Linked DNA regions of Mus musculus: all the other regions are linked to region 1. A link is a loop called in an ENCODE intact Hi-C map of the cell type or tissue named here. Cell type or tissue: left cerebral cortex. All regions are shown on one strand.

What was found. Peaks named below come from ENCODE experiments on the same cell type or tissue, not always from the same donor. Only the 100,000 strongest peaks of a DNase experiment are listed, where the experiment ranks them.
Region 2: it touches region 1 in a loop (4-fold over the local background); 17 of 42 quality-filtered maps call a loop at or near these places.
Region 3: a loop joins it to region 1, with 7 times the contacts of the local background. A loop is called at or near these places in 9 of 42 quality-filtered maps.
Region 4: a loop joins it to region 1, with 2.2 times the contacts of the local background. A loop is called at or near these places in 5 of 42 quality-filtered maps.
Region 5: it touches region 1 in a loop (2.2-fold over the local background); 2 of 42 quality-filtered maps call a loop at or near these places.

Annotation. Positions count from the first base shown.
Region 1 is chr2:5,712,785-5,717,784 of GRCm38, reverse strand. It overlaps Camk1d (calcium/calmodulin-dependent protein kinase ID), which reads left to right and starts at 3,023. Exons shown (of 11, transcript NM_177343.4): 1 at 3,023-3,639. The coding sequence starts at 3,548. In left cerebral cortex, a CTCF peak has its summit at 2,924 (motif pointing left); DNase peaks (open chromatin) are centred at 3,023, 3,292, 4,008, 4,246 and 2 more places; H3K4me3 peaks cover 2,844 bases; H3K27ac peaks cover 2,848 bases.
Region 2 is chr2:5,449,484-5,454,483 of GRCm38, reverse strand. All of the region lies in intron 2 of Camk1d (calcium/calmodulin-dependent protein kinase ID), which reads left to right. Among named protein-coding and RNA genes, the nearest start is that of Gm36853, 30 kb to the left of the region's middle. In left cerebral cortex, a CTCF peak has its summit at 2,637 (motif pointing left); a DNase peak (open chromatin) is centred at 2,651.
Region 3 is chr2:5,768,121-5,773,120 of GRCm38, reverse strand. No RefSeq gene overlaps it. Among named protein-coding and RNA genes, the nearest start is that of Gm29857, 43 kb to the right of the region's middle. In left cerebral cortex, a CTCF peak has its summit at 2,265 (motif pointing right); DNase peaks (open chromatin) are centred at 1,752, 1,999 and 2,334.
Region 4 is chr2:5,608,341-5,613,340 of GRCm38, reverse strand. The region is part of intron 1 of Camk1d (calcium/calmodulin-dependent protein kinase ID); the gene reads left to right. Among named protein-coding and RNA genes, the nearest start is that of Camk1d, 100 kb to the left of the region's middle. In left cerebral cortex, no CTCF peak of the experiment used is centred here; DNase peaks (open chromatin) are centred at 401, 1,033 and 2,567; H3K27ac peaks cover 171 bases.
Region 5 is chr2:5,531,055-5,536,054 of GRCm38, reverse strand. The region is part of intron 2 of Camk1d (calcium/calmodulin-dependent protein kinase ID); the gene reads left to right. Among named protein-coding and RNA genes, the nearest start is that of Gm36853, 51 kb to the right of the region's middle. In left cerebral cortex, no CTCF peak of the experiment used is centred here; DNase peaks (open chromatin) are centred at 470 and 1,996; H3K27ac peaks cover 2,122 bases.

The sequences.
Region 1 (5,000 bases):
AGCAGCCAGTGCTCTTAACTGCTGAGCCGTCTCTCCAGCCCCAGATGCCTTCTTAAGGGACAGAAGGCTTGATGTTTAATTGCTCCTTCCAGGAACAAGAGCTTTTGTTTATTTTACATGGCATCTGGTGAGGGAGAAATGAAAATAATACAGTCCAAATGAATGTGTCTTTGGCATTCCCATTTTCTACGGGCCACTGGATCTGTGCTTCTGGGTGTGATTTGCCAGCTCTCTATTAAAAAGCTATTTTACCCCCCTCAAGAACCTACTCCAGATGGAAATAGCTTTTTATCAGTGAACCAACATCATTATGGAGTTTGGACAAGAAAGCGAGCTCCTTCCCAGCGTTGCTACTCACACAGCAAGTGTCAGAGAGTCGGCTGAGGTCTGCTTCTTTATTCAGGCGACATTCCTTTATCGTCCAGCCACAGTGTGTAAATGTCTGCAGTAATGGGAATGTCATGGGCTTGCTCTCAAGGAGCGTTGTGTGGCTTGGTAGGAAACGGGCATGGCTGTGTGTGTGTGTATGTAGGAGAAAGGACAACCTCAGTTGCCACTCTCATCGACCATCCACTTCACTTTTTATTAGTAGTATTTTTAATGATCTCTTACTGGCCTAGAACTCACCAAGTAGGCTAGGCTGGCTGTTTGGGTGGGCACTGTGTTCCAGAATTCTCTCATCTCCACCTTCCTAGCCTTGGGATTACAAGTGTTTGTCACCGCAGCTGGTTTATTATTATTATCTTATTATTATTATTGCTAAAAACAGAAACAAAAAATATACTCCAAACCACCTGGATTCGGGGGGATCAAACTTAGGTCCTCACATGTGCAAGACAAGCACTTTACCTACTGAACCATCTCCCAGGTCCTTATCTCTGCTTTTCTTATGAGATTGGAATTGCCTGTCTTTGATCAAACGGAAAGAGAGGGAGATGGAGAAGGAGAAAGGAAACGATACAGAAGGGGCACAGGACAGTGTCGCTGGGTTCTGTTGACCCATGCTTTATGCAATAAGATACAGTGTATACAGCTCTTACTGGAGGGGTGCTGTATGCTTTGGACTTTGGGCATGTCTCCATCTTGGAGAGAGGTTCCTTAGTTCTCCCCCACCCCCACCCCCACCCCTCAGATATTGTTTGTACGATTTCTTCTGGGTTTGTAAAAGCAAGCACAGTCATGTGGGCATAATGACATTCTGACGTTAATCCCATAAGATTATAATGGAGCTGCAAAATTCCTATGGCCCAGTGACCTCTTAGCCAGTCATAACATCAGTGTGACCCATTACTCATGGGTCTGTGGTATTGGTGATGTAAACAGACCTACGATGGTGTGCTTTGCCTAGAAATACTGTAGATATCATTCCTTAGGTAGACAATGCTTGATAGTAAATGACTCTTACTGAATTATCTATTTAGTGGGTTGGACTTTTTTTTTTTTTTTTAGATTATGTTTCTTCTGCTTGTGAAAGAAAACTTGACTGTAAGTCAGTTTGCTATATTATGCCGGCAGTACCCTCTTGTATCTTGTATTTACCGTGCCTCTCGATTGCATCATTTTGTCTTGTGCTTGATTTAATTTCATGTTTTGTTCATTATGGCTCTAGGAGCAATAGGCTGTTTCTCCCCAACCTCCAAGCCCGTGAGCGTGTGTATCCCACAGGCTGGGTGTGTGCAGCATCCAGGTCTGTGTAAATACACTTAACATGATGATCATATGACTCGGTTGTCACACTCCTAAACAACCAATGGTTATAACCCTCTTCTCTGCTGTTCTCAGCTTCAAGAGCTTAGGACTAAGGGCCAAAGAAACGTGGAAAACAGCACTGAGAATCTAGGGATAGGTAGATTTTTCTTCTAACCTCCTTGGGAGTCCACAAAGGGCTCCAAGGCAGAGCCTCTGGCCAGTCTGAACCAATGGGGAGGTGTTGGGGGGGGGGGATTTCTTTTTCTGAAAGCAGATTCACACCTCCTCCTCCTCCCCCCTCTCAAATTGGAACAGTCCTGGGAAAATGGGACAGGTGTCCCCAGTTAAGAGACAGGGCTGTTTACTCAATTCAGCCGAACAGCTCTAAGGGAGAGGAAGTCTTGCTACAAAGAAAACTTAACATTTCCTATCATGAGGTAGTAGTCCCTGCCAGTTGAACCAAAGGACCAACTGGAAACGCTGCCTACTGTCCTCTAACAGGTGAATACCAGGTGAGAGTGGGCAGGTCAAAGTTCACTCTGGAGACCAGAGGCCTGAGGAAAATGTATCTCTGCTTCTACCTTAACCTTCTAAGTAAGCCACTTGCGGGGTATGCTGATGGGGGAAGGCGCTAGAGAGAGGCGTCTTTCCATTGAATCGGTGTAATTTGGCCACGGCCTCAGAGCATCAGGAGTAAAGTGAGAAAGAGGAAATCAGAAGGGTTCAAACACTAGTCAGTCCAGTCACTCCAGTTCTGGGCCAGGCCAGCCACCATGTCCCGCATCCACCCATCACTTGGCCGCCAAATAACCCCTGGAGTTTTACTCCGGAAGGGACCACCAGGCGGTGATTGGCTCGTCTTGGGCGTGCCTGTCCGATACATCCCGAGGTTTCCTTTAGCTGCTCCAAAACTGACGTGAAGCAGATTTTGGTGCAATGCGAATTAGCTCCAGCAGCGGAGTCCGGAGGTGACTGCCGAGCTCCGGGAGCGCCTGCTGGGGCAAAGCTGCGGCCAGGAGTCAACGCCCGCCTGCCGATGGCTCCATCCAGGCCGCCGCCCATTGCCTTGACAACAAGCCCCCACCCGCCCTCCTGCACAGCAGGCTTGGGTCACCGGCTCTTGGGTATGCGAAGGCGCCCCGCCCTGGGCGCCCCGCAACCGTGAGCCGCGCAACCCCACCTTGCCGAGAGCTTCCGAGCGCCAAGCAGAGGCGCCCCCTCCTGCTCGAAGAGGGAAAGCCCGGGCGCCCCCAGCATTGACTTCATAATAAAGCTCCCTAAAGGCTAGGGCTCCCCCGCGCGTTCCGGCGCCCTGCACCTGCTGGGTTCTCCCACCCGCCCTCGCCCGGGGACCCAGGGTGCGCGGACGGCCTGGGAGCGTGCGTGGCTCCGTGGTCAAGTGCTGCATCCCGGCGCCCAAGCACGGAGCTCCTGGGGAGGGGAGGGGGAGCGGGACATCCCCGAAGGCCGCCTCGCGGGAGGCGGGGAGGCTGCCGGGTGCACTGGGAGGGCGGGGAGCCCGCGGGAGGAGGCGGGCTGGGGGAGTGGGGCGGGCGGCGGGGAGGGAGCAGGAGCCAGGCAAGAAAGTAGCAGAAAGTGAGGCTGGCAGGCGGCGGCAGAGGCAGGAAGTCTTTGCCGGAGAGCAGTAGAAATTAGAGCCAGGGAGGGACCGCGGCGGCAGCAGCCAAGGCGAAAGAGGAAACTGCCGAAGAGGAAGCTCTGCGGCAGCCCGAGCCTCCCTGCGCTCCGCATCCTCCCGCTCCGCATCCCGGCGCCGGGCATCCCCCGGAGCCCGCGCCGCGCCTCCGGCGCCCCTTCCCCAGCGCAACCCTCGGCCGCCCTACAGCATTAGTCTGCCATGGCCCGGGAGAACGGCGAGAGCAGCTCCTCCTGGAAAAAGCAAGCAGAAGACATTAAGAAGATCTTCGAGTTCAAGGAGACCCTCGGAACGTAAGTGGGTGCTGGGGACCAGCGGGTGGAAGTAGCATCGGTGGCGGCAGCAGCGTCGGCTGCTCCTGCTGCTACCGTCGCCACCGCCACCGCGGCAGAAACTGGCTGGTCGATGCGTCCTCATTGTCCCATAGTCCGCTCTTATGGAGACCCTCCGCGAGTCCACCGCGTGGGTCTGCGCCCACGGTTGACACCTCTCCTGGGCGGGGGAGGGGAGCGCAGGGCGCGCAGAGAACAGCCCACGCGGGCGGGCGACTTTCCTTTTCCCTTGCCACCACCGCCCTCCACTGATTTTCTCCCCACGCGTGACTGTGGGCTGAGCATGGTGGATCTCGCTGATCGCTGGCTGTGTGCACTTACTCATCGTGTGTATGGGCGCACTGGGCCGACGAAAGTGGTCACGAGGAAATTCAGCTTTTGGTCCTACCCTTACATCATATATTCCTATGGAATTGACATATGCACGTACTAGGTGTAGACAAGACTTTGGCTGGCCTCAGGATGATGGGAGGGAAGAATTTCGCAGTATTCAGAGTGACATGTGGTCAGAGCTTCATCTGTGTGTACATCTCACCATAGGGTCAGATGCCCGGCGCTGGGGTTCATGTCCGGGTGGGAGGAGGATCAGTGAGTCTTTAGGGGCGGTTCTCTCCGGGGCTCATGCTTGATGGTTACATCTCCAGAAAGCAGAAATAATCAAAAGTGTGTGTCATCAGAGCTCTGAACATGTGCCACTCAGTACAGCTGCAGTTCCCTTCCTGCGCATGAGTTGGCTTTGTTTTGTTTTGAAGCGCCTCAGATAGGTACAGGGGCTGTGAAAGAATTCAGCGCCGCGGAAAGAGTCTGAAGTTCAAGTTATTTTCTTCCACCACTTGATCGGTTTCTGGTTTTGATCGGTATCTGTACATGAAGATACAGTCTCACACGTGCTCCGTAAAATGAACCTTTTGCTGGGGTTTAGGAGGGTGCTGATGACTCGGAGAAAAGGAGGTGGTGATTCCCGGGTGTATCTGTGTTTCTGGGCGCTTATCTCTCCTCCTGCCCTCTCGGCCTTCTTATTTCTGGGCTTGGTTTGCTTTTCCAGGACCTCAGTTTTCAAGCCTGCTCGAAGTGCAGAGTCCCACAGCTAAATATTGGTAATTATTTCCCTCCACCCCTCCTGTACCCCATCTGCAGTGTGTCCCCCAGAGACAAGTCGGAGGGTGGCCTTGTCAGCTGTGCTCCCAGATCCCTGGGACAGACCTGTGCAGTGTGCTGAAGCTCTCAGTAGGGTCACCCTGCTGTGCCTGCTGGGCACCAGGGAAGGCATCTCTGTGCACGTACTTGCTGTTTTGTGGAAATAAAACAAGAGGGCTCTTAGC
Region 2 (5,000 bases), 260 kb after region 1:
CTTAGAAGGTGCTTTGGATACTCCATGCCCACATCAAGCAGAGCTAATAAACCCCCCTGAGGGGTTTGCCTCTCTTCCAAGAACACTGAACACCTTAATGGCCTCCAAGTCTCCAAGTGTCTGTTCTCAGGGTCCAAGTGCCCTGGGCACATATATTATTCTTCAAAACAGGTACCAAAAAGGCAACAATACTACCACAAAGCAGTAGTCTTGCCAAGCTTGCCTAAGAAATATTACAAACAAGCGTTGCAGGTGACCAGGTGGAACTTGTCAATGTTTCTCACTCCCCTAAGGGGGAGTAACGGGCTGGCCGTGTGGCTGGCTGTGTGGCCCTAAACTCTCCTCAGGACAGCCAGAATCTTACTGTTAGTACACGGTCTGTTGTCAAGAAAATGTATCCCCCTAGGATAACTTTATAGTGGCCACTAAACCTGAGGGCTCACCAGTCACCTAAGCATCTAAATTCTTTCTCAACTGTTTAACAACTGAGCAGTTTGTGTCCACTTAGATCATTTGAGAAGGTTTTTTGGTTTTTTGTTTGTTTTGTTTTTTTAAGACAGATTTTCTCTGTGCAACCCTGGCTTCCCTGGAACTTACTCTGTAGACCAAGCTGGACTTGAACTCACAGAGTAAAACCTGCCTCTGCCTCTGCCTCTCTGCCTCTCTGCCTCTCTGCCTCTCTGCCTCTCTGCCTCTCTGCCTCTCTGCCTCTCTGCCTCTCTGCCTCTCTGCCTCTCTGCCTCTCTGCCTCTCTGCCTCTCTGCCTCTCTGCCTCTCTGCCTCTCTGCCTCTCTGCCTCTCTGCCTCTCTGCCTCTCTGCCTCTCTGCCTCTCTGCCTCTCTGCCCCTCTGCCCCTCTGCCTCTCTCGGGTACTGGGATTAAAGGCATGTGTTGCCACTGCTTGGTGAGTAGTTTTAATAAACAGATCACCATGCACAGGGCACATCCCAGGGCAAGTAAATTTAAAGGTCCAGGAACAGGACTAGGTATCGAGGGCGAATGGGTGGGTGACGTTTGGCTGATGAAGCCCAGGGCTTTGTACATGCAAAGCTGCATTCCCTGTCAGGTTTCCGTAGATCTTAAAATTTCTCAGATAAGTCTAACATAGGATTGGTCTTGTGACCCACGGCTGGTTTTCCAAGGGTAGTAATAGAAAGCAGAAAGCAATTGGCAGTCAAATATTCCAACATTTTGTAAGCCCATCAGCCCATGAGGATCTGTAAGGCTTTATGGATGTCAGAATAAATTGTCTATTCTTTCATTGAGTTCTGTGAGCTGAGCATTGGACACACACACAGACACACACATACAGACACACACACACACACACACACACATATAGACACAGATACACACAGACACACACACACACACACACACACACACACACTCGCGCGCTCGGGTCTAAATTATTTCTCCTTTGGATGAAAGACAACCAGGCCCTCTTCTGGAAAGTATTTTATAAAATACATAAGCAAACTATTGAGTATTTTTTCTGAGTTCAGGCAATGTGAGGTTGATTATAGAAAGAGGAGCAGGTCATTCTTGTATGAATGACTTCAAAGTCCAGTAAATCCCACATCTGATTGATGAACTTAACCATGCAGAGGAGCCCGTGAAGTGTGAGTTTGTAACAAGGCCCCATGGGGGTAGTAAAGACTGTTCTGGGGAACTTGGACTCCTGCAGTCAAGCTTCGTAAGTCTCGTCTGTTTATTTCTCAATGCAGTTGGCTTCATTATCATTTTGGATTCATTGACGGGAAGGACTAGGAAGAAGCTTGAAGAGTGTCCTGTTGAGCTAGGTAATTTCAAGATAAGAAACCTGAGACCTTGAGCAGTGATGTAGCTACAGCATGGTCAAATACATAGAGACTGAGTGCGTGCTTCAGGGCCCCTCCCAGAGGACCTGCCAGCACTGGCTCCAGTCTGCCACATCACGTAAGAGAGCTGCCACTGTCCTCATCCCGGGTGCCTGTGTTGTCCTGAAGATGTTTAAGATGCTCTTATGAAACTATGATAAATTGTGAACAAGAAGTTTTAGTCTTTATTTCTTTTTATTTGAGGTTGCGTCTCCCATAGCCCTGGCTGGCCTTGGACACACTATGTAGTCAAGGATGTCCTGAAACGTCTTGTGCTGAGGTTACAGGCACTTGTCATCATGCCTGGTTTCATTAGAGCCTGCTTGGACCTGGAGCCTTGTTTGTGCTAGGCAAGCCTTCCACTAACTGAGCCACAATTCCAGCTTTTTTTTATCGCCTTAAAAAAAAAGATTTATTTGTTTTTATTTGATGTGAATTGGTGTCTTTCTTGTCTGTGTGAGGGTGCTGGACTCCCTGGAGTTGGAGTTGCAGACAGTTGTGAGCTCCCATGTGGGTGCTGGGAGTTGAACCCAGGTCCTTTAGAACAGTCAGTGCTCATAACCACCGAACCATCGCTCCAGTCCCCTTTATTCACTTTTAGTGACTCAAAGGAAAACTTATTTCACAACTGGGGAATGTAAACCCATTTTATTTACTATATAAACAGTAAAAAGCATCTATGACAAAATTGACTTGTAAACTTAGACTACCTTTGAGTATGTTAGGTACCATAGGCCTCCCTCCTTAGTGTCCTATTGATTATGGCTCCATCTGCTGGTAGCAAAGGGAAGAGATGTGAAGATTTGAATTTTGAAATATTTGCTCTTATTTTACTGTCTACTAACACATTTGTTCACATAGTTGTTACAGACAAAACCTCCTCATACCCTATGATACATCTGTATGCTCACATATGTTTGATACAAACACATGAAAATGGGTTAGTAGGCCGTAAAATAAGAAGAGCATATATTTCAGTGTTTACAAACCAGCAAACCAAGTTAGAAAGTTTGAGCCACATGCCTGGCCTCTCAGGGTGGAGATCCATCCTAGTCTTCTGGCAGTTTGTGCAGCTTCCCTGGGTAGTATGAATTCCTGTTTTTCAGATTTATTTTACTCTATATTATGTGTATGGGTGCTTTGCCTGCACATAATGTCTGTACACCACTTGCTTGCCTGGTGCCCAGAGAGGCCAGAAGAGGTCATCGGATCACCTGAAACCAAAGTTGCAAATGATTGTGAGCCATCATGTGGGTGCTGGCAACTGAATGTAGGTCCCCAGGAAGAGCAGTGTAACCACTGAAACATCTCTCCAGTCCCAGTACATAACCCTGTGTGCAGCATTAGGGGTCTATATTGATGCACTACACGTTAGTGGGTTTGATGAAGAACATTTTAAAAACAGCTCTTAATAAAGTGAAGCAGTGTAACACCCTAGCAACTTGTTGCCGCTTGAGTTCAGGAAGAGAAGGGAGGCCTAATGTCCGGAGCTTGACTGTGGAGACTGAACGTATTTCTCCTGTGAGCACAGCTGGTTCTCAGTCCTTGGGGTGGGTATTGCATTCTTAATGACGAAGTGGACACCTTAAGTTTAGGTGTCATCATCTTATACAGATAACTCCAGATTTATAGTCTCTTATCAGTGTTTCTCAATCTCCTTAATGCTGTGACCCTTTAACCTCCTTAATGCTGTGACCCTTCCTCATGCTGTGGTGACCCCCAACCGTAACATTCTTTCACTGAGACTTTCTAACTGTCATTTTGCTTCTGTAATGAATCATAATATCTGATTTGCATAATATCTGGGGTGCAACCCTCAAAGGGGCCCCAACCTCATGTCCTACTTTGCTTTCTGTTGCTGTGATGAAACACCATGACTTTGGAGAGGGAAGGGTTTATTTGGCTAAGGAGCCTGACTTAGCCCATCATGAAAGGAAGTCAGGGAAGGACCTCACGGCAGGATCCTGGAGGCAGGCATACAAGCAGAGGCAATGGCAGTAGACGTGCCTGCAATGGGCTCATCCTTCCCAATGTGTTCATCAAGCAAGAAAATGCTCCATAGACTTGCCTCCTGGCAACCTAATGGAGACTTTTATTTCTTCAATTGAGGTTCTACCTTCCCAAATGATACCAACTTATCAAATTGACGAAAACTAATCATCACACTAAGTTAGTACAAAAATTATGTAAATGGATTTAAAACAGGCTTTGTTAGAAGAATAAACTTAGACCAAATCCCAACAATGCTAATTATGACTTGTGATCAAATTGAATACTATACCACCAGATGTTTGTCTTCCTCTTTAAAGGAGGAAAATAATGCCTACTCTGTAACGTTGTTGTTAATTTAAATAAAGTATTTAGAAATCCCTAGGATCTAATGGTGTTAAGTGGATGGCAGGTTCAATTCTCAGCCCCAACGAAAACCAACTCGACTTAGTACAGTCTTGACACTCACTTGATGCTCAACAAATGGTGTAATCAAACAGCTCGGTAGATAGGCTCAAAGGAAAGGGATGAAATGTGTTCGATGGTGACTTTAGGCTTGTCATGTCCCAGGGGACTGGGAAAACTGCACTGCTTACAACAGCACCACTGTTGAGATGTTTAGGAAGACAATACCAGAGACATTGTCAGAGTCTGTAAACATAAAATGGGGGCGTCTGAAATCTACAGAGCAAGAAGCTGGACTCCAATGCAGGGTACCAATCTGGAGCAGAAAATTAAGTCATTTAACAAAGACTGTAGTGGTTTCTAGGGCTAACTCGGCTTTACTAAGAACGAATCCTCCCAAACACCCTGCTTCTCTTTTAAATAGTCTTGCGTGGCTTATAGCATATAGAAATGTCATTCCAGCCGTCCCCTGATTGTCTCATGGATTAATGGTAAAATATAAGCTCAGTGATAGTACTCTGGAGAGTGCACTTAAATGGCAATCAAAGCCAGTTGACCAATGGCAGTTATCTGGATGGGGTTCTCTGGTGGAATACTACTTTCCCATTTAAAGTTTTAAGTAGGCTTCTCTGAGGATTTTGGTGTTACAGCGCTTCTAGATGGTATTCCGGAAAACAGCTCTCTTCACAGATATTCCCCAAAACAGCTTGTGCATATATTTTATTTGGGGTGAACAAGGGCTGTATA
Region 3 (5,000 bases), 55 kb before region 1:
TGCTCTCCTGACCCAGACATCACTTACTCTCAGGTACTCCCCGAATCTCTCCCTGGAAGTTGATTTGGGATCATACAAAAGCTTTGCTCTGTTTCCTCTGTCATCCTGTGGGCTCTACAAAGCCATCTTCACATTGGGTGCATGTCAGTGGGTAGTTGACAATTGTTACCTCTTACTCTGAAGAACAGAATGCATGGAGTTGGGATAAGAATTCTGATTAAACTTTCTGTAATACAACCAAGCAAGTGATTATTCAATGACACTGTGGTCTGGACCTTAGCTTCTTCTGTTCATCAGTATGAGATACGTCAACTGCCAGACAGCCTCAAACCTCCTTTGAGTATCTTCCATGTACTTGACTCTGTGAAGGACAAGAAGGACTTGCAAAGCTTTAGTGGGGAAGTTGTGTTATTTTGCAAGCTCTCTATTGCAATGCTATAGCTTGTCTGGTGAATGTCCCTTAAGTCCACCCCTCATACAAACAGGAAGGAAAAGCCTGTGAGTCTTGTGCTAGTCAATGTTCTTCTGCAAAACTGTAAAAGGTTCGTATGTTGCAGGCATGAAGTAACAATATTATCTACAAAGGTCATGCTTGAAAAAAAAGTGCAAATTACCAAAAAAAAAAAAATTACAAAAAGTCTTGAGACTGAGGTGAAAAACTGCAGAAATGCTTTGCATCAATAGCATGAGGGTCTGTGTTCACTCTCTCAAAATTTACATTTAAAAACTGGGCATGCAAGGTGGGGGACACCTGAGGAGGACCCCACCCACTCAGAGGAGAAGGGGACAGGGGATGGGGATGGGTTGTGGAGGGTGTGATGGGGAGGGAGGGGCAGTGAGTGGGATGTAAAGTGAATAAGTAAAAAATGAAATGTAATGAAATAAAAATAAAAGAATATGTGGAACACACACACACACACACAAACTGGACACAGTGGTGTGTACCAGGGAGGCAGAGAAAGATGGATTCCTGTGCCTCAGTGCCCAGTCAGTATAACCTACTTGATGTCTATCAAACCAATGAGAAAGCCTGTTTCAACAAACAAGAGGGGGAAGGCATCTGAAGAATGACAGTTCGGGTTTTCCTCAGGCCTCCACATTCACACACACACACACACACACACACACACACACACACACACACCCCTTAATGCTTTAACTAAATTTCTAAATTTGTGCAGACCTACAGGTTAGACATGCTTATAGAATCCTGGTCCCCACTGGGCACTATTGGGAGGTGGCAGAAACTTTAAGAGATTGGGCCTAGTGCAATGCCTCAGAACATTAGATTACTGCCCTTGAAGGGGGCTGGGAAATCCTGGCTTCTCTCTCTTATGTGCTAGTCCTAGGGAGAGTTACTTAGCTCTACCACACACTTTCACCTTGATGTGGTACCTTACTGGAGGTCCAAAGCTATAGGCACAATTGTCCTGGACAAGAACATCAAATCTATGATCCAAGCCTTTTCTTTGTAAGGTAGTGGTGGTTTCAGGTGTTTGTTATGGCAACTGCATCCCAACTAATGGTGAATTTGAGAGTCTGTCTGCTGTGAGGCTGGGTGAGGTAATAAAATACTAACATTGCCTAGGTCTATGACACTCTCTACAAGCATGTTGGTATTGTAACCACACAAAATACAGAGCTTAGCACCACCTCTAACCAGTGTGGTGTTCTGTCAAACCCTTAACACTGATATCCACTGACAGCACTGTGGAACCTTCCTTAGCTTCGATCCTGGTCGCCCTGGTGCAGTCAGTTATGGGAAGTTTTCTTACATGAGTGGATCACCTGCAGCTGGTTCTCATAAGATCCACAGGGATGACCTTGGTTAATAATTTCTGAAAAACAAAATAAGTAGGAACCAGGATCCACATGCTCAGGCTCCCTTCGGGGCTGTGTGAAAACCTTCCATGACCACATGTGGAACACACTCTTCCCTTTAAACCATCCAGACAGGAAACGGAGCAACAGGGCCCAGGCCCTGACTCGCTGGGTGAAGCTTCTCCAATAAAAGGGGTGTACACTGTCATTTAAAGAATATCTTTCGTAAAACTGCTGAGTTACTTCCTCAAATTTTCTTCCTTTTTTTCTAAAGATTGCTGACTTTGGGGTGAAGAAATCACAACTGCTAACTCTTAGATCCCCGGAAGAGTGTTATGGGCTCTTTCTTAGTTCTTAGTTGGAAGGAAAAGCTCCGGATGTTTTGTCCACTACAGATAATTTTGGGAAACATTTAGTCTGTGGCTTCTTCCACGTTGCTAAGAGACTTACCACAAGATGGCGCCTGGCTTAGTTAATGAAAGGCTTTCCCTACTTTTAGGTCCTTGTACTTGGAGTGGAGACACTTGGCAGAGCTGATGATGTTGTTTCCATGGAGACAAAAGTCTGAATCACTGTATGAGTTTTTAATGATGGAGACTCTCCTCTTATATCCTTTAACTATGCTGTGCCTTCCAACTAAATTTTTCCTATTAACAGCAGCTAAAGTGACACCTGGCTTGTGACTGAAGACACTGGATCTTCTCCCCAGGTCCCAGTGGAGTAAGAGGGCCATGTGCTCTGTCCTCTCTCTGTTGTGTTTTGTAGTTGTTGATTTAAACCTCAGACCCTTGGTTTCCTTAATTCAAGTGTTTGTTATAGTAACTGCATCCCAACTAACGGTGAATTTGGGAGTTTTTCTGCTGTTCCTTAATTAAACATGGGGAGATTGGCAGTATAACTAGGAAACTCAGTGGAGCTGTAATAACTCATTTGTGTAAGGAAGGCTGACTCTGAACTCTAAGGTAAGTGATGTTAGCTACATAAACCCCAACAAGCCTGTTAGCATATCACTGGATGTTCCTGGATTAGCAGATGAATCAGAAATTAAGCCAGTCTAGCAGTCACAGATTTTTCAATTCTGGGACAGAACCACTTTTTCCTTTTCTCTTTCTTTTTGTTGGGGTGGAGGGAGGTTTCGAGACAGGATTTCTCTGTGTAGCCCTGGCTGTCCTGGAATCTTCTTTGTAGAGCAAGCTGGTCTTGAACTCACAGATGTCAACTACTTCTGCCTCCTCAGTGCTGCACTCAAAGGCCTGAACCACCACATTTTTTGATATTTGTTGTGAGAGTGGAATGAGAGGCATGTGTCCTTAAAGTGAAATAAACCTCTCTCTAGTACATCCCTGTTGCTATGTGGCAAGGCTCTACTGTCTTTCTGGATCCAGAACCAGCATCATTGGGTATGAAACTATCTCTGGGGAAGTGAATCTGCCCAGCTCTTATCAGCCTCTGGTTAGGACTTCCTGAATATGACACAATGTCCTGGGGGAAGGGAGGCCTGCAGCTCTTATCTTTATCTCTCATCTGACACCAGGGCATTCTTGTGGCCAAGGCCAATGATGATGTTGTTTCCAGGCAGGAGCCCTGGAAACAGAAGGTGGGTATAAGAGTGTATGTTGTGGGTGTAAATCCTTAGAATTGTTGTTCTTCTAAGGGGTCATGTTCAGAATTCATTAAGAGGTAGACCAGTTAGCTCTATGGTTGCTGAGGGTCCTACTCAATAAGAAACATCAAAATAACACAGGGGTTGTAACAAGATAGAATGTTGTACTTTTCAGACCTTGTTTATTTGTTTATTTTGAATTCATGAACTCACTATGTAATCAAGGATGATTTTGAACCCCTAATCCTTCCACCTCGACCTCCCAAGTTCTGGGTTTACAGGTGTGTGCCACTGCATCTGGCCTGGCCTTTCTAAGCAGACTGCTACAGGAGGTAAGCAGAAACACTTTTGATAAGTAGCTACAAATGTTAGTAAGATGCTCTATCCACCGCCACTCCCCTCTACTCCGAAGATCACACTAGCATTACAATTCCCAAGCTTTCCAGCTGCAGAACTTGTTGGTTAAGTAGGGCAGACAGTGTGGGACCAGAACTAAACCACCAGGGATAAGAGAGAAGAGGTTGGGTTTGATGCTTTCTACATAGCCATCTGGCCCTGATCCAGGCTGTCATATGCAACCATCAAACAAATATGTAAGGAATGTGGACTTATGGAGTGAGTCAGTGGGAACACCCTGGGTACTCACCCTGATAAGAGGAGGGTGAGTCTCTGGGACCAGAAGGGGTCCATCAACAAGGAAATCACCCCTGGCCGAGGACCTCAGATTTTCATCTTGTCATGCTTCCACGGGTACCCCAGAACAATATTGGTTACATTTATCTTGAATTGGCAAGAATGGCTTGATTTTAAATATTCTTCCTGTTTGGTTCTGAAAAAAATATAATTTTACTTATCAGTCTGGTCTCATGTCCCAATTTTTGCCTCTGACAAATAGCACATGCTTCAGATCTTTGAGTTCAGCCATTTTCCTTTCTTATTGGTAGGAAATCCCTAGGGGATGGCTAGAGATGGATCATTTGACAAAGCACCAGGCTGGGCTCTGAAAATTGCTGGTGTCAATCACAGTGTGTGTCACTGCTACATGTAAGTGGATTCAACACTGTGGAGTAAGATGAGATGGACCAAAGGCCCTGCTAAATGGAGCTAAATATCTTCAGAGAGCTGTGAGTTTTTCCAGAAGAGCCTTTCTTGAAATATAAATGAGCCTAGTGAAACAAAAGTTCAGGCTTCTGGTTCTACAATTTTCTGCTTGCACAGCCTAATGGCTTCCCCTTCTGGTTCATATTTGACTGACACTGTTCCTTTGACCATATTTCATTCCCTTTCTTCAATTCTTTTTTTGTTTTGCCAAAGTAGTTTCTTGACTAACTCTTCATGGTGGGCACGTGGGTAGAAAAACTCAGTTCTTTTTTGCCCTTTCACATGCTATTGATCATTTGAGTGGGAAGAGAATCTAAATTCAAACTCATTTCCCATAAACATTTTGAACAAATTATTTTATTGTCTTGAAGCATAATTAAGTTTTAAAACTTTGTGTTTTTTCTTTCAGGCTGTTTCCCTCGGCTGTCTCTTCACCCCTTTCTACTTAAGCTGGGCATTTCCCCAGAGCAGAGTG
Region 4 (5,000 bases), 100 kb after region 1:
CATGCATATCTATCACTCCCGAGCTTTGCTGAAAGGAAAAAGGCTGCGGCAGCTGGGCTCCAAATTCTTGCTTCACTCTGGTAGCCTTCCTGGTTCTGGGCCCTCGCACAGGATCCCTCATTTTGGGTCCCTTCCTCTGTGCCTTCTCTGCAGCCACCCCTAACGATCCAGATACCAGCTCCCTTTGTGTCTCACCTCAGAGAAAGGGACATGTGTGGCTTACGGTCAAGTCAATGATAGGAGAACCTGGGACTGAACAGGAAGTGTGAATTAGGGCTTTGAAAAGTGGGCACCTAATAAGCAATCCTTCCACCTCCTTCCTTGCAGGAGAGCAGAGAGCGGAGATAGAGCGCCGTCATTATCCTCCCTGTAATTATAGGAAAGAGCCAATGTTCTTGGAAAATCCAGCAGTCAGGGCTGCTGAGCCAACTCAATCCTCCAAGATGGCTTCTGGAAGCCAGGCAGGGAAATTAGCTTAATGGAGGTTGAGTGTTCTGTGAGACCCTTGAGTGTTTGAGTGAGGGCACTAAGACCCCCCCTCCACCCCCCATCCCTCTGCCCGCTTCCTCCACTTCCAGTTCCTGGTGTAGAAATCATCTTCAGGGCTGCTTGGTTCTCTCAGTGGCCTCCAGCTTGAGCTGTCACACATCAGGGCTGTAGCAGTTCGCTGCTGGCCTTGGCCTGAGCCTGTGCAGGGCAGGTGTGAGGAAGAGGAGGAAGCTGGGGTGAGGGGTCAAGGGGGGGGGACTCCCTGGCCGAAACCTCTGTCCTGATTGGCCTCTGCCTTTCCCCACTTCTCCTCCTGGCTCCTTGGGAACACTCCCAACCCCTTTTCATGTTGCCAGTTACCACCCAGGGTGGGAAGGTTTGCTTTGGGGATTTGTGTGCTGAGCACAGAGGTCCAGAGAGGAGCCTTTCTGTGGGGGTAGTATGGTTAGAACCCTTTTGGATGCTTTCTCTGCTCCTCATTCGGGTATTTCTAAGCAAGAATGCAAACAGGCCTGAAATAGAATGTATTAGTAAGTGTAACAGAGAAGCAGAGGATATTTTTAGCAAATATGGCTGAAGCAGATTATTTCAATGAGTGAAGGTGAGGGGTGTGTGTGTGCGCAGTGCTGGATTCTGGGGACTGGGGAAAGTAGCTGCCTCTCTGGTTAGTTGCCCTGTGACACCTGGCCCTAGGCTCCCGGGGTACCTAGGATATGGGGGCTACTATCTTAGTTTTAGGGTCCTTCATTTCCCTGTTGTGAAGGATGTAGAGGCAGGTTACATAGTTGTGGTCAGGCCTGTGTATATCAAGTTCATTGCCAAGGTCTTTCTAGTAGCAAACATGGCACTACTCTCCACCTGTCCCTAGCTGAAGGCATGGGAAGACCTGGCCTAATATTCCAGAGCATCCAGACCCTAGCTGTCAAGGCTGTAAACACTTTGATAATCCTGGGTACGACTCAAATTGTGACTCTCAGGGCACAGTGCTGAAAACTACAGAGCCTCTTTATCTGGCAACAGTGTTAACTTTGTTAGGGGCCTATGAATCCAGACAAGGTCACAGATAAGAGGAGGTTTGAACTCTCAGTAGGAAAAAAAAATACTAAAAATACCAAGATGTACTATTTTCAGTCCTTTAGATTAACCAGGGCTTAATACCTCATACAGTGTATGAGTCTGTCTCATGGAATGGTGTTCTCCATAAGACAAAGTTCAGGCCATCTTTGGTGTTGTTTGGGGCACTGGCTTACTAGACTGTACAAAGGCAGGGCAGGATTCTGAGGCAGGTGTCCCACCTCAGAATCCCCTGACTGGGCTCCGGGCTCCAGGCTCCAGGCTCCAGGCTGGTGCCTAAGCTGGCCACATGTATTGTGATCCCTAACTGTTTGGGTCTCTCTGTATATCCCAGGCTGGTATCAGACTCCCGAGTCTCCTGTTTCTTCTTCTGCTCCTATGTTATTCTTTGTGGAAACTCTCCATCATTGTCACGATGATAATTTTACACTGGATCACTAGATGCCTCATAATTGGTCAATTATTATTCGCAGTCTGGAATCTGGCTATAAGGCGGTTTTTCTTTTCCTCCTCCTCCTTCTTTCCCTCTCCTCTTTTTGTTTTTGAGGCAGTCTCTTGTTTGAAGTCTAGGTTGCTCTCATACTCCAGATCCTCCAGTCTCAACCTTCTGAGTCTTAAGATTTGAGGTGGTGAACCACTACACTTGGCTGTGTAGTTTGGAATGGGATGAGCAGCTGAACTGACAGGCTAACTATGGCAGTTATGTATGGTCTCACCGCATCAGTGGGCCTAAGTGGAGAGAAAGGCTAGCTTCTGGGCTTTTCCTATTTGATGGCCTTCAATCCATGACACAAACTAGGACAAAGACATCAGCTTTTCCTACATGTCTGGATGTCTACTTTTACACTAGAACTTCTATCCAAGGCTCTCCTGTGTCCCTAGCTTATCGAATTCCCTGTAGATCTTGGAGCTTGCTAGTCTCTAATATTCCTTTGAGCTAGCTCCTTATAACACATCTATCTCCCTTCTGCTTCTCTGGGCAACCCTGACTAATACAACCATCTGCTAAAGTCATGCTTTGGGGGCCAGCCAAGACTCCACCTACTCTATTACATGATCTGATTTTCAAAAGGCAGTAAGTAATTTGAGAGATAATGTTTGGGGTCACTGATGGTTTAGCCTTTGCGTTTCAGAGAGTGGGTCAGAAACTTCTAGTCGCTGAGGTCCCACTTTACAAAAGTCCACGTGTAAAAATGTAAGCCTATGCAGAAAGTGGAGTTTGATAACTTTTTAATGATCAGCTGCCCTCTTTTATTTGGAAAAGTTTGATTTGTGCAAGCCTTTCCAGCCACATGGCTTAAATCAAATACATTACCTCTATTCTCACAGCCTCTAATGAAAAAATTGAACAGCTTTATTGATTTCTTTACAAGTTGTATAATTCGCTGACTCGTTCCCTTCCAGGCAGCAAGACTGGGGAGTTGCCTGTGGCAGAGACAGTTTGGTTGATTTGTACTTTATATGTGTATTTGAGTTTGATTTTATTGGGCTGACTTTGAAGCTCTCCCTAAGTCCTCTCCAATCGTTGCCAAGCCTGAAGCAAGATAAAGCTTGCTTTGCCCAGCTCCGGGGAGAGGTACCCAGAAACTGGAATTGGCTGATGAATCCCCCTGGCACCAGAAAGATTCTCTTGGGCTTAAAAGAGTTTTGAAGATTCAGTAAGATGAAGGTTTATCCTTGGTATTTAGCAAATGCCAATATTATCTAACATGGAGAGCGGGGACTGGAAGAAGTGGTTTTACCAATAGTATAAACGTATCTGTGTGGGGCTGGAGAGGTGACTCAGTGGCTAAGAAGGCACTCTAAACTTCCGGAGCATCTGAGTTTAGTTCCTAGTGCCCACAGCAGGTGGCTTACATCTTTCAACTGTTCCAGCCTCAGTGGATCCAGTTCCTTCTTCTGGCCTCCAGGGCCCATGCCCACATGTAGCATAAACACACATACAGAAACATAGATCTCACATGTCTATCAATGTGTGATTCCATTCTACTTCTTTTCCTGGGGACATGTAGAAAAGTCCGTTCCTCTCATGGCAAAGACAGACAAAGGAAGTGATGCCATCCAAATCCAGGAAAACAGTGAGCTGAGTGTTCAAGGAGGGTTGGTTGACTCAGAAGCGCTGTGTCACTGAAGAGGCCTAGCCTAGGACAGATGAAGACAACACAAAGGTTGGATCCTCAAGACTCCACCACCAGCTAATGTTCTACCTCCATATATTTTAGCACCCTGCATTGCATGGTGCAGATCCGGGCAGGAGGAAGTGGTGGCTGGAATGTGGGGTGAAGGGTTAGTGACCTTTCCCCCTCCACTTAGGGGCCCATGTTAATCGTCCCCTTCGAGTTGCTGCACCATTCTAGTTTGCTTATTCCGTTGCTATATGTCTGGGAGTGGGATATTCTGTTCTATGGCTCAGCATAGCCATTTCTGTTGTGTAATGGCCGACGGTCATGAAATAGACCAAACAACAATGGAACAAACACCAGAAGGTGCTGCCAGGCAGCCTGCAAGGCGAAAACACCAGAGTTGGTCTGGAGGCCAAGTCTAGTCAGTTCTGCGCCACTAATATTGTCAATTTCATAGGCCCTGAAACATTGATTCTCAACCTGTGTAGGTCATGACCTCTCTGCAGAGTGTGGGGGCAGAGCTGGGGGATGGGGGATGGGGGTGGGGATGGGGGTGGGGGTTGGGTAGGCATGAATGACTTGATTCTTTTATGGGGGTTGTCTTAGGCCATCAGAAAACACAGGTATTTATATTATAATCCATAATAGTAGCAAAATTACAGTTATGAAGTAGCGGTGAAAATAACTGTGGTTTGGGGGTCGGTCACCAGAGCCTGAGGAACTATATTAAAGGGTCACTGCATTAGGAAGGTTAGGGGCCAGTGAGCTAGAATCACCAAAAAGACAACCGTCTAGGTGTAACTGTGAGGAAGTTTCTAGATTAGGTGGAAAGGCCTACTGGAGATGTGGGCAGCACCATCCGACAGGCTAGAGGCCTAGTCTACATGGAAAGGCCAAGCAAACCGAGCACAGCATTTATGTCTTCTGCTTCTTGACTGGGTAGCTAATGGGACCAGCTGCCGAGCCCTGCCCATATGGCTTCCCTCCAGGGTGGACTGCACTCTCAGTGATCGAGCCAGAACAAACTGTCCCTCCCTTAAGTTACTTCTTGTCAGTTAAGTTGTCATGACAATGAGATGAGTAACTAATGCAGACCCTATGGCATTGTGTATGGAATTCAGCTGTAAAGAGGATGCCTGCTAAGCCTGTGCCTCACAGTGTGGCTGAGCTTGACTGAGTTAATATGAAGCAGGTTACAGGCAGCCTGACACAGAGTGGCCATCCCTCCATTGCTAGTTGTTAAATGCTAAAGTCCCATAGCAATACTGTTAGCCTGCTTCTGCTCAATACTTCTACCCACCCCCAACCCCTCAC
Region 5 (5,000 bases), 180 kb after region 1:
AGATTTGAGACAGGGGAGCTTTAAAACCAAAGAAACTCAAGGTCTCATAGGAAAGTGGAAGGGCCTGGGGAAAGAAGTATTCAGTAAACTCGGAGAAGGTGGCATGGGAAGGCTTTGCATGTGAGGAGTCACAGGAAGTGCTCAGTGGTTAGAGCAGCCAGAACAGGTATTCGAGCAAAAGGGTTGAAGTGTGGGCTATGTCTGAGAACGTGCGAGCACAGAGGAGGAGACCGCTAGCGTCATTGGCCAGAGGGGCCTCTGAAGACTTAGGGTCTTAATCCTTTACTTGGTAGCCAGTGAGGGCGAAACACTGAAGATTTTTTGCATGAAGTAATGCTGGGAAGTTCAAGAATGGTTCTCAAGATAGAGTGTAGGATAGAGGTTAGTTAGGGAGGTATTACAGTTTGACTGTGAAAGGCCCCCCACCAGGTTATGCTTGAAAACGTGTTTCTCCAGTCGGTGGTACTATTTTAGGATGAGAGGAGTGAGTTTTCAAGTCTGAATAAGTGGAGCTGTGTTGGCAGCACTAATGGAAATACAGAAATGAAGAAAAGTGCATCATCACATGGCACTGGTCATTTGGTCGTTTCTTCCCTTTCAGTGGGATGTCTGAAGGCAGAATTAATTAAAATGACACAGACATAGGCCTGAGAGAGATGAGGCGAGGCCTGAAAGCAGTCAGATGGCAAGGTCTCCAGCCCTGCAATAGAAACAAGGCCTCCTGACCTTGTTTCTATTGCCTATCTTCTCCCCCCACCACACTCTGTGTGTGTGTGTGTGTGTGTGTGTGTGTGTATGTGTATGTGTGTGCAAGAGCTATTTCTATACTAGACATGCTTGGTAATGTCCTTGAGTGTCAGCTGGCTGGAATAGGTGGACATACCCACAGAGTAGGAAAGAGAGAACACCTGGGATTGCTCTTTTTAATCATCAGACATAGATGAGGGAATGAATATTATGTAGGCATGTTCTAGCCAGTAGTGCACAGATGTAGTACAGACAGAAATCCAGGCCCATTTTTAAATTATAATCCGGCCCATATGTGTGTTTTCATGTGTGTTGGGATGGGATGCACAGGTGTATGTGGCCATGTATGCATGCATGTGCTCCCTCCCTCCTCCCTCTCTCTAGAGAGAGAGAAAGAGAGAGACTGGGTCTCACTGGAGAAGGCTGGCCAGTGAACTTTGGGAACCTTCTGTCTCCACCTCCTTAATGCTGGGACTACAAGCATGTACCAACATGCATTTAGAATATAGATCCTGGGAGTTAAATGTTCGGTCCTTACTCTTTCGAAGAAAGTTCTTTATTGGCTGAGCCATCTCCCAGTGTCTGTGTTCTGGATGCAGAAGGTCAAGTGAAGGTCAAGTGAAGGTCAAGTGAAGGTCAGGTCAAGTGAAGCACACACTCGCTCTGCCTGGCACTGTTGGAGATTCAGCTTCTGAAACCCCGATTCCTAGAGTAAGGTTGTTTTATACCAGGGATTGCAGGTGGTTTTAGAAACTCATTAGAAGATCTTCTCCCTCTATCTATCTACTGCTTTTTGTTGTTCTCTCTTTTGTCTTCTTTTACCTCCAAAGTTCTTGAAATCATTTCTACATCTACAGCTCATCTTCCTCAGTATAAACTCACCCACAAATCCCCCTACATCCTGGCTTCTTCTCAAATATAGTACTGAAACTGTATCCTAAAAATGCAATTACAAAATTGAATTAGTTTTGAGTCACCAAACATTGTGGTCTTTTCATAGTGTAGGGTCTCCTTAGCTCTTCTAAAACATCAGAGCCTGTTGATCAACACTTAACCAACTTACTTCTTAAAACTCCCAGGCCCCTTATTGTGACCCTAAGTACATTTGCATTCCTGTTTGTCTTTCCATCTGCTGACTTCTTTCTTCCTTCTGTTTCCCAGCTGGGGACATTTTTTAAAATTCAACACCAGTCGGCTTTGCTTTCCACAGGGCCATCTGTGGAGGTTTCCTCATTTCATCTCTTTAATCCAGAGCACTTCTCAGGCTGTGTCTCCAGCCCTGACGTCTTGCTGAAGCAGTGGTTTCCAGAGTGGGTAGACAAGAAGGCTCAGTGGGAGGCAGAGAGAACATGCTAGAACTCACACTTATAAATTTGTTCTTAAGAGTAAGAAAGAAGTTGAGACTCAATGATACCATTTGAGATTGATGGTTGATCTGTTGAGAAGACAATCACGGGTCTGGGAGTCTCTGTAGGGAAAGAGCCCTACAGAGATGTATCCTTGCTGACCTGCCTGTGCAGGAAAGGACATAAGCAGTTTGCATGTGGCCAGGCAAGCATAAATGTGGAGTATGGGATCTAATTTTACCCAAAGTAATCTTTACAAAATGGACCAAATTCATGCTTTCTGAAAGGAACCATAGGTTGAAGATAGTGCCAAAAAATATACTGCAAGCATGCAAGAGAATTGGAGGGCTGGAATTTCTGCTCATAGCTCACCATCATCCATTTGACCAGGATGAAATGGATGGTGTGTTCAAGCATTCCTCTGGTCACTTCAAATACTGTCATCCATAAGATTTTCTACTAAAATAAAAAGAATGCTATTGGTATTATTCTTTGATAAAATGAAGTCAATGTTGTTTCCTTGCTCTATCTTGATAAAGCCTTAATGTTATATCATTTTAATTGAACATGATATTCTAGGGCAGTAGTATTTCTGTTATGATTTATAATACATGTACCAATGTTAGAATTTTTACCTAAGTGGTATTTTATTAGTAAAACTTATTGTCACTATAGGTTACAGACCAGTGGTTTGCAACCTATGGGTCAAAACCCCTTTAGGGGTCAGATGACCCTCATAGATATCCCCTAAGACCATCAGTAAACACAGATATTTACTTTATAATTCATACCAGTAGCAAAATTGCAGTTATGAAGTAGCAACAGAAATAATTTTATCATTGGGGGTCACCACAACATGAGGGACTATATTAAAGGGTCACAGCATTAGAAAGGTTGTGAACCCTGATGTAGGCCATTGTTCTCAAAACATAGACCTGCCTGTATTTCTCAAGCTTTGTAGATGTATGTATGCTGGTGTTTGACTTGAACTTGTGCGGTGCAGCCAGTCAACATGTTTATATGTCATCTATCTTTTAATATAGTCTCAGAATAGACAACAGAAACAAGGCCACATCGCTGCTAGTAACCTGAGACAGTCTTCAAAGCCAGTCCAAGGGGAAGGTACAAAGAGAGGGTCCCCAGAACCAATTCAAGATTCATTTATATATTTGTTGGCTTCTCAGAATACCATAGAAGGTGATTATCACTCTCTATCAGTCTGAGGCAGTTGAATGAGGTAAAGGCCACTTAGATTCAGTACCATGAAGTCAACCTCATATGACTCAGCACTTTGATCAAGCCAGGGACAGTCTAACACATCCACAGGTATCTGTCTAGGGGTCCTTGCAGGCTTGTAAGCCCATTTAAGTCTGATAGCATCTCAAGTTACACCTAGCCCTAGATCCAAAAGTCTATTCTTTGCCCCCAGGCTTTGGGATGGTTGAAGCTTGCTCTTCCTATGTGTAAATCTTGCTTCCCTTTAAGACTTCCAGCTTTAAGTCACACAGAATATGTGACTTAACTGAATCCAAAGCACAGATATTTGGGGGGATATATTGTCTTTATTAGTTACTTCTTTGTTGCTGTGATAAAAGATCATGACTTGGTGGGGGAGGGCAACACATGCACTCCGACTCTCTGTAGTATTCCTTTTGTGAGTTGCCCCAGCTACCTCATCTTTTTCCATTGGCCCCACTGCTTAGTTTCTTCCACTTCTCAACCTCACTACAGACTGGTGACCAAGTGTTTAATACACAGCCTTTGGGAAACATTTAAAATAAAAATTGTAATCCTTTGTCTTCTGGTATATCGTGTTACTCAAGTCAACTAATCTTGCAAAAGTCTTGAATTACTTTGCTTTCTTAATTAAAGACTTACTGTTCATTACCTATTGGATGTAATCTGTTTATTTAATTAGTAATTCTTTTAAAAGTAAATTTCACTTTTCATTATTATCATGTATGGGTATGCCCACATGCCTACATGTGTGTTTGAAGGTCAGAGGACAACTCTGCAGGAGTTGAAGTACTGAGATTGGCTTGAGAGCAGGTCTCTGGAACTGTACTGCTCAGAATATCTGAAGCACTGAAAAGCAGGAAGAGCTAGAAGAGGCAATTTAAAACTGGTGGGCGAAGAAATAAGGATGGGATTGTAGAGTTCATTTTCTCTGTCCTGCCACGTTTATATGGGTCATTATATAGGCCAAAATTAGGCAGTCAGACTTGTGTGACAGGCATCCGCCTGGCCCTAACTCATCATTCTTGAGTCTTCCTATCTCCATATCAACCTGTTTCCTGATGACCTTTCATGACGTAGTTACATCTTTCTACTTGGTCAAATAATAACAATAGAAACCTTCTTTTCTGCTCTCAAGGTTTTCTGTCTCAAAGCCATCATTCAAAAGCATTCCCAGTGTTGCTCAATCAGGAAGCTCTTCTGAGTGGCCCGTAGACACTTCTTTCTGTTGTATTAGATCCTGTTTCCACTCTGGCAGCCTTTTGCTCTATCATGTCTGTTGTTATCCATACCCCTTCAAGGCAGAGACCAGATCCTCTTTTTGGTATCCATTCCCATATTCCTCATCAATAAATCTTGTTCAACGAGTGACCCGAGTCCCTTAAAGGGGCCTACAACTCCCTTGGTGCTTTTTCTCAAGGAGAACTAGCGCTAACTAATGGCATTAGTGCCTTCTTTTGTGATTTTCCTTTTGTGATTTTTCTTACTCAGGGCAATTTTTCATCAATAAGAAACCCAATGATTCCCAGTGGAGGAAAAGTTCAATCCTTAAAACCTCACTGGGCTTTGGACAGAGCCCATATTCTGCGTGCTATGGTCTGGTTCTCAGTGCTCACCACTGGCCCAGATGTTTGAACATCCTAGTTCCAAGCTAGTGGCTCTGTTTTAGGA